Regions from separate parts of the Homo sapiens genome. Here region 2 is linked to region 1. Evidence: read pairs that join two places in POLR2A ChIA-PET (ENCODE). Cell type or tissue: PC-9. All regions are shown on one strand. Each heading gives the region's core, and the rest is flanking DNA. Links, peaks and the distances in the headings are about the cores only.

Region 1 (4,639 bases), core at 214-4,213:
TTTTGGCCGGGCGTGGCGGCTCACGCCTGTAATCCCAGCATTTTGGGAGGCTGAGGCGGGTGGATCACGAGGTCAGGAGATTGAGACCAGCCTGGTTAAAATGGTGAAACCCCATCTACTAAAAATACAAAAAATTAGCCAGGCGTGGTGGCGCGTAACTGTAATCCCAGCTACTCGGGAGGCTGAGGCAGGAGAATGGCATGAACCCGGGAGGCAGAGCTTGCAGTAAGTTGAGATCGCACCACTGCACTCCATCCAGCCTGGGTGACAGAGTGAGACTCCATCTCAAAAAAAAATTTTTTTTTAATTTTTAAATTTTTTTTAGAGATAGAGTCTCACTCTGTCACCCAGGCTGGAGTGCAATGGTGCCATCATGGCTCACTGCAGCCTCCAACTCCTGGGCTCAAGCGATCCTCCTGCATCAGCCTCCCAAGTAGCTGGGACTGCAGGCACGTGCCACTGCACCTAGTGGAGATGCTCTTCTTGAAAGGCACGAGGTGTACAACCAAGTGTTCTAGGTGGCTTGCCCAGGTCATTCTCTCTCTCTGGCCTGTGATTCTCCACACACATATCTACATGGCTACTCTTGTTAGTGCAGTGTTGGTTCTTCAGAAAATAGCCATATGCCTGCTGATTTGCTTAGTTTGGGGACACCATTGCCACCACAATGGCTGCTCTGACAATATGCCTGGGGGCTTTCTCATGGCTTTTTGAACAAGGAGGCTGGGCACTCTATTGAGCCTCCTGCATTCACACCTCTGCAGCATGGTTTATGCCTCAATGTTATGTGCACTGGAATGCTTTCCACTTCACATTTTCAAATAGATTACTGTTAAGGAAATTCCTAATTGATCCTATCTGAGATTTAAAGATTGTCCTCAGTATCTTGAAGGATTTTACATGTGGCAAATGATTATGCTGGAAGCTATAGTCAGCTCCTAATGGAGATCTAAAGCATCAAATGTATTGTAGCATCAGCTGCCTGGTTATATTGGCTTCCTGGCTTCTCATGTAGACCACTGTTAATCCCTTAGAAACATGGAGTCTCGCATTTGTGGCCAATCTGAGGTGGAATGATAGGCCTCTGAGCAAGCCAGTGCAGCTTCTTTGCTAGAGTCAGCTTAGTTTAGACTTCACTGAATCAAGTAATCAGGTTGCTGTCATCCTAACATCTGTCTGTGTAAGTCTCTTCATTCATAAATCTGCCCTTGGTGGACTTTCTCTGACTCATTGCTTACTTGTTTGCTTGCTTCCTTGCTTAAGAAGGAAAACGGACACACAATTCTTCTTTTTATTATGTTTTTGAGACACAGTTTTGCTCTATCACCCAGGCTGGAGTGCAGTGGCAGGATCTCAGCTCACTGCAGCCTTTGCCTCCTGGGCTCAAGTGATCCTTCCACCTCAGCCTCCCGAGTAGCTGGGACTACAGGTGTGCGCCACTATGCCTGACTATTTTTTCTTTTCTTTCCTTTCTTTCTTTCTTTTTTTATTTTTCTTATAGACAGAGGTCTCACAATGTTGCCCAGGCTGGTCTCAAACTCCTGAGCTCAAGTGATCCACCAGCCTCAGCCTCTCAAAGTGTTGGGATTACAGGTATGAGCCACCGTGCCTGACCCACACAATTATTCAGGAAGGGAATGGCTAAAGAATACCACCTTAAAGGGATGGGGAAGGGGTGGGAAGCAGGGGAGTGGCCAGGTGGGATGACTCAAGTGTGAATGAATGAGGGATTCCTTTTAAAGTAAAATTTTAACTTTGTGATCAAGTGATGTAATATAGGAATTGTATAAAAGGGAAGAATTATCTGATAGTCATCTGTGGGGTACCTCAAAGGCTCTTTGACTTGCATATTTAAAATTCCTAAGTGTATGACTTTCCCCTTTTGGTTGTATAGCAAGATGTTTTTGTTTTCGTTTTGAGACAGTCTCACTCTGTCACCTAGGCTGGAGTGCAGTGGTGCAATCTCGGCTCACTGCAACCTCTGCTTCCCAGGTTCCAGCGATTCTCCTGCCTCAGCCTCCTAAGTAGCTGGGATTAATGGGCACCTGCCACCACACCTGGCTAATTTTGTATTTTTCATAGCGATGGGGTTTCACCGTGTTGGCCAGGCTGGTCTCGAACAAACTCCTGACCTCAAGTGATCCGCCTGCCTTGGCCTCCTAAAGTGCTGGGATTACAGGCATGAAGCAAGGTGTTTTAATCCACAGTTATGCCTTACTGTTCCATTTAAAATTATACTCATTAATCTATCAATAAATATTTGTGGTTAAAATGAAACAAAAATACTGCTTTCCAAAGTTATTAAAGGTTAGCTATTTTCTTCCCCACCTCTTTCAGGGTGGTTGTTATTCATTTGTAATGTAGTTAGGTTTATTTGGTGCTGTTTGTTTTCCATTTGGGGTTCTCCTCACATCCTGGTTGATGATAATTATTTATTTATGGGGGGATATATAAAACATTACCTGAGCTATAACCCAAAAAATATACTCAGAGAAATGCCATCCCCCTTGAACCTGCCACCACCATCCCATCCTCCCATTCTTTCTACCCCACTCCCACTCATCCCCCGTAGGGAAATCCATCTCATTTATTTCTGGTTTTTCCTTCCTGTACAGTCAATTTCATTATAACGCATGTTTTGAAAATTCAAGTTTGTTCCACTGTGATCGATATCAATGTGACTGATATTGATTCAAATTTGTTCCAATGTGATTGATTGTTCCAATGTGATTGATACCTTAGGTATCACTTGAATACCTAAGATATCTTAGGTATTCACATTTGAGCATAACCTGAGACTCTCTAGATGAACACAGCAACTGCACACAGCTGAACTGAGCTGCATAAGAGTACATAACACACACACATATCAAATATCTACCAGCCACCTCAGTTCACTCCACATATTAGGAGCCACACCTGCCCACACCTGGTGTTATGACCTTCCCTCCGGTTTCAGGTAACCTTCCTTCCAGTCCTTCCCAGTAACTCACAAGCTGTGGCCCTTCTGTTGCCCAATCCCTAGGCACCCCCAGGACTTTTTCTGGGTGAAGTGCCAATTTATTGCAGTATTTGTGTATTTTTTAACCATTCACAATGTGTATAACTGTGCTATTGTATTTTATTAGGTTCCTATTTGTGTGTGTGTGTGTCTGTGTGTGTTGTCATTGGAAGAAATTTTTGAATGTTGTGCCCCTAACTCCCATTTTCTCCATAAGCCCTTTGTTTTTTATTGTGCAATTTTGTACAGTGTGGAGATTTTTAGGGATGCATATGTTGTGTCACAGCAGAATGGACTCTTTCTTTTATGCAAATAAGTGGCTACTTGTATATTTTCTTATATAGTTATAGATCACTTATGACTGGGATACATTCTGAGAAATACGTCCTCAGGCAATTTTCTTGTGCAAACATCTTAGAGTGTATTTACACAAACCTAGAAGGTACAGCCTACTACATACCTAGGCTATATGGTAGAGCCTATTGCTCCTAGGCTACAAATCTGTGTGGCATGTTACTGTACTGAATACAGTAGGTAATTGTAAAACAATGTGAAGTATTTGTATATCTAAACACAGGTAAACATAGAAAAGGTACAGCAAAAATATGACATTATAATTTTATGGGCCCAGCAGACTATATGCAGTCTGTTGTTGACAGAAACATTATTATGTGCTATATGACTATATACCCTTCTTTCTAACATGAAGGGTAGCATACTGTAGGCACTTTTTTGGGCTTTGCCTTTTTCAGTTAAGAGTATGCCTTAGAAATCACTCCTTATCAGTTCATAAAGGTCTTCCTGCTTCTTTTACTCCATCACTCTTCTATGTATAGGTATTTGGGTTGTTTCCAACATCTTGTAATTGTTAGCAATGCTGAAAAAAATAACCTTTTTCTATTACTGGAGGTGTATCTGTAGTAGAATTGCAGAAGCAAAAGGTAAGTGCGTATGTAGTTTGGTTAGATATTGCCAAATTGCCCTCAGTTAGGTTGGACCACGTTTGAATTTCCACCAGCAATGTATGAGAGTGCTTGTTTCTCCAGTTTCACTAACAGAATACATTGTTACATTGTTTAATTTTTGCCAGTCTCATAGGTAATATGTGGAATTTCAGTGTTGTTTGCATTTCTTTTTTTTCTTTTCTTTTTTTTTTTTTGAGACAGTCTCCTCTGTCACCCAGGCTGGAGTGCAGTGGTGTGATCACAGCTCACTGCAGCCTCAACCTCCCCAAGCTCAAGTGATCCTCCCACCTCAGCCTCCTGAGTAGCTGGGACTACAGGCATGCACCATCAGGCCCAGCTAATTTTTGTATTTTTTTGTAGAGACGGGGTTTCACCATGTTACCCAGGCTGGTCTCAAACTCCTGGGCTCAAGTGATCCTCCCACCTGAGCCTCCCAAAATGCTGGGATTACAGGCTGCATAATGCTCTGGCCTGCATTTCTAATTGAGAGTGAGCTTGAACAATTTTTCTTCAGTTGAAGAAACATGCCTATATTTTTTTCTGAATTGTCTGTTCACATCTTTTCCTCAATTTTTCTTCCAAGGTTTTGCTCTTTTCTTTATCCCTCAGTTTTTAAGAGGTATTTATCAATTAGAGGTATTAGCCCTTTTTCTGTTGCACATATCTTCTCCCA
Region 2 (4,639 bases), core at 388-4,387, 350 kb after region 1:
AGACTCTTCTTCTTATAAGGACATGAGTCCTGTTGGATTAGGGTACCACTCTTATCACCTCATTTAACCTTAATTCCCTCTTTACAGGCCCTGTCTCCAAATACAATCACATTGGGGGCTAAGGCTTCAACATGGGAATTTGTGTGTGTGTGGTTGTGCGGGTGGAGGGTGGAGGGGGCTTGGACACAACTCAGTCTATAACAGATGGGTTTGGAGCAGAGAGACAATTACATTACTCACCTGCACAAAATATATGAAACATCTTAAAAATCATCTAGGAGCTATGAGATGGTGAGCAACAATCAGACTAAGATCCAGAAAAGGACAGTAACCTTAAAAGTTAAGAAAAGCTCTCAGAGCAACTTCTGTCCTAGGGGCTTTTTCTGATTTGGAAGGGAGACCACTGAGATGCACTTTCGACAGCTTCATGGGACTAGAGGATAAAAGTTAAAATCTGGCCCACAAAATGTGGGAACCCAGGTAAAGCACCTCTCTTTTCACTGAGATCTTGAAGTCTGCACCCTTTGAGGAAGAATGAAAAGGAAGTAAATGAGCCTTTACAGGATTTGCTGCTTGGTTTTGCCATCATCCGGGGGCTCTAAAAATCCCAACCTTTGACTTTGAGTAAAGGTGATACTAGACTGCTCTCACCTCCAGGATCCAGCAAAAGCAAAAGCAAATCTTTTCCAGAAGAAAGTAGCATCATCCTAGGTAACAAATAATTGATACAAATAATCTTTTATATACAATATCCAGCACACAATAAAATATAACCAGGGACATGAGGAAACAAGATAGCATGGCTAAGGGTAATTGAAAACAGCGGATGATAGAAAAAAGTAACAGATGGGTGACATATATAGAATTGTTAGATACAAACTGTAAAATTACCACTTATTATATTGAAGAACATAAAAGCCAAGCATGAAAATTTCAGCAAGAAAGAGACAATATGAAACATGACAAAGCCAACTTCAAAGAGAAAATACAAATTTTAGAGCTGAAAAATAAAATGATCAAAATTAACAACTCAATTGACAGCTTTATCAGCAGCTGAGGAGAGAATCAGTGGATGGGAAGAAGGATCACAAGAAATTATCCAGATTAAGACAGGGGGAGACCAAAGGGAGGAAACTATAGAAGAGTGAGATTACAAAGGACAGAATGAGAAGGTCCACATTATGTTTATTGGAATTCCCAAAGGAGAGAAGACAGAAAAACAGACGATTTTATGTATAAAATCCAGCCTAGACAGATCATAGTTAAATTGCAGAAAACTAAAGGCAAAGACCAACTTTTAAAGGAAATCAGAGAAAAAGACAGATACTTTTAAAAGAAACAGTAGTGAGACTGACAGCTGACTTTTCAACAACAAGAGTAGAAAGCAGAAAACAGATGATTAATATATCCAATGTACTGAAAATAAATGACTGACAACTTAGAATTCCATATCTGGTGAGAATATTCTTCAATAAAACATGCAAAATAAATATTATTTCAGGCAAAAATTGAGAGTTATCTATGAGCAAATCAATGCTAAAGAATGCTAAAAAGCATTAAATGAAGCTCTTTAGGCAGAAGGAAAAAAGAAAATGAAACAAGATCAAATGTTAAAAAGGCAGAAAAAGAGAACTATGAAAATGATAAATATGTGGCTACATGTAAATGAACTTTGTATAAAACAGTAATATCTTTTGGATTTAGAAATTTTATTTAAATATACTTAGATATAGATAGGTTGAAATAAATAGATTAAAAACAAAAAATCCAACTAAATGCTGCTTATAAGAAATCATCAGAAACAAAAGAAAATGGAACAATTGAAAGTAAAATGATGGTAAGATATATACCATCCAAACACAAACAAAAAGAATTCAGGCATAGCTTCATCCATATCAGACTAAATGGACTTTAAAGTCAACATTCCTTGTAATAATACAGATAAAATTTACCAGGATGATATAATAACTTTTAAGTTGATATGCAAATTGCATGGCTTCAAAATACATACAGCAAAATTAACAACACCACAAGGAGAAATAGGTAATTTCCACAATCATAGTGAGAAATTATAACATCCCTCTCCCAATAACTGACAGTTACCAGACAAGAATCAGTAAAAATACAGAACTGAACAAAATAGCTAACAAATTTGATCTAATGGGCATCTATAGAATACTCCATCCAACACCTGCAAAATACACTTTTATTTCCTAGTACACATTGAACATTTACAAAAATTGACTATATACTGGGCCACAAAACAAGTTTCAACCAATTTCAAAAAATTAAAGTCTTGAAAAATATGTTCTCAGATTGAAAGGAAAATATTTTAAAAATAAATAACAAAAAGTGATCAGAAATCTGTAAAGATTGAGATTCCCTTCTAAGTAACTCATGGGTTCAAAAAAGAAATTACACTAAAATTTACAAAATATTTTCCCAACTTCTTATTTTGAAAAATTTCAAAATCATAGAGAATTTGAAGTAATACAAAAACACTTGAATACACTTCACTTAGAATCATGAGTTGTTAGCATTTTGCCACACTATTTTTCTTTCTTTCTATATGTGTGTGTATGGCCTGTTTAAAAAAATTGCAGACACCATGTTACTTTACTATATATTCTATAAAAATAAAGATGCTCCCCTATATAACCACAATATCCTTACTGCCCCAAGAAAATTAGAATTGCTATAATACTATTTACTGCAGAATATTTTCAAATTTCTTCAATTGTTCCAATAATATTATTTATAGCTGTGTTTGTTTGTTTTTGTATTCAGGACCAATTAAAGATCATGCATTATTTTCTGTTGTTATGGCTCTTTAGCTCCTTTCATCTAGAATAATCCTCTTTTCTTTGTTTTATTTTATGGTCTCTCATGACATCAACATTTTTGAAGAGTCCATGCTGATTTTCTTATAGAATACCCCATGTCTGATTGTTTCCTCATTATCAGGTTTAGCTTAAACATTTTTGGTGAGAAAACTACATAGTTAATGCTGTATGCTTCCCACTGCCTCACATCAGGAGACATAGAATTTGTTTATCCCATTTTTGATGATGCCAAGTTTGATCACTAGGTTAGGTGAAATATCAAGGAGCCACAAGGTACTTTTCTCACTTTGTAATTAATAAGTAATCTGTAGTGTGATAGTTGGAGATGATGTGAACATCCTGTTCTCAAATAACTTTTTACTCTGGTAGAAATTATTTTGAACTGTATGAAAAAAATATTACATATCAAAACATGAGAGATGCAACAAATGTAGTGCTTAGAGGGGATTGTATAGCCTTAAAATGCATAAAACAACATTAATATTAATGAGCTAAATATTCACTTTAGTATGTTAGAAAAAGAATAGCAAGATAAATCCAATGAAAGTAGACAAAAATAATAAAAAAGAAAAATATTGAAATAGAAAACAAATATATATTACAGAGGATTAACAAAGCCAAAACTTGATTTTATTTAAAAGGCTAATAAAATTGATAAACTTCTGGTTAGTCTAATCTTGAAAAATAAGAGACAGATAAATTATCAAAGTCAGGACTGAAAAACTCATATAGATACTAAAATGATAAGTTGACATTATAAATATTTTATATTACTCAAAAGAAAATTTAGATAAAATTGACAATCCCTATATAAAGACAACTTATCAAAATTACATGATAAAGAATAGAAAAGCTTGGTGGAGAAGAGCACAAAATGAATTTAATGCATAAAAACCTTCCAATAAAGAAAATCCCAGATGTACATGGCTTTATTGATTAGTTCAACCAAACAATTAAGAAAGAAGTAGCTCTTAATCTTTTTTTTTTTTTTTTTTTTTTTTGATGGAGTCTTGCTCTGTCACCAGGCTGGAGTGCAATGGCATGATCTCGGCTCACTGCAACCTCTGCCACCTGAGTTCAAGCAATTCTCCTGCCTCAGCCTCCCAAGTATCTGGGACTACAGGCACAAGCCACCACACCCAGCTAATTTTTGTATTTTTAGTAGAGACGGGGTTTCACCACGTTGGCCAGGATGGTCTTGATCTCTTGACCTTGTGATCCACCCACCTCCGCCTCCCAAAGTGCTGGGATTACAGGCATGAGCCACCGCACCTGGCCGTAGCTCTTAATCTTAAACTTCTCCAGATAATAGAAAAGGGAGGAAACCCCAACTTATTATCTAATCCTGGTATAACCTAGGCAGCAAAACACAAGGACAGAATGGGGTGGATGTAAAAATCCTTAATGAAATATTAACAAAATACAGAACTAATAACAAAGTTGGCATTATCCTAGGAATGCAAGGCTGCTTGAACATTAGCAAATAAATCAATGCAATTTGTTACAATAACCAACAAAAGGGTGGAAATCATATGCTCATTTCAGTTGATGCCAATATAAACTTTATTTGTACAGCTTCTATTCATGATTTAAGATTTTAGCAAAGAGCCAAGATGGCCGAATAGGAACAGCTCTGGTCTATAGCTCCCAGCGTGAGCGACGCAGAAGACCGGTGATTTCTGCATTTCCATCTAAGGTACCAGGTTCATCTCACTAGGGAGTGCCAGACAGTGGGCGCAGGTCAGTGGGTGCACGCACCGTGCGCGAGCCGAAGCAGGGCGAGGCATTGCCTCACT

What was found. ChIA-PET counts read pairs that join two places held together with the same protein. Peaks named below come from ENCODE experiments on the same cell type or tissue, not always from the same donor. Only the 100,000 strongest peaks of a DNase experiment are listed, where the experiment ranks them.
Region 2: POLR2A ChIA-PET joins it to region 1 with 5 read pairs; 1 of 35 experiments calls an interaction of 5 or more read pairs at or near these places.

The regions. Positions count from the first base shown.
Region 1 is chrX:17,699,963-17,704,601 of GRCh38, reverse strand. The region is part of intron 3 of NHS (NHS actin remodeling regulator); the gene reads right to left. Among named protein-coding and RNA genes, the nearest start is that of SCML1, 35 kb to the left of the region's middle. In PC-9, for the core only: no CTCF peak of the experiment used is centred there; DNase peaks (open chromatin) are centred at 1,221, 1,811, 2,921 and 3,441; H3K27ac peaks cover 3,263 bases.
Region 2 is chrX:17,348,320-17,352,958 of GRCh38, reverse strand. No RefSeq gene overlaps it. Among named protein-coding and RNA genes, the nearest start is that of NHS, 25 kb to the left of the region's middle. In PC-9, for the core only: no CTCF peak of the experiment used is centred there; no DNase peak of the experiment used is centred there; H3K4me3 peaks cover 364 bases.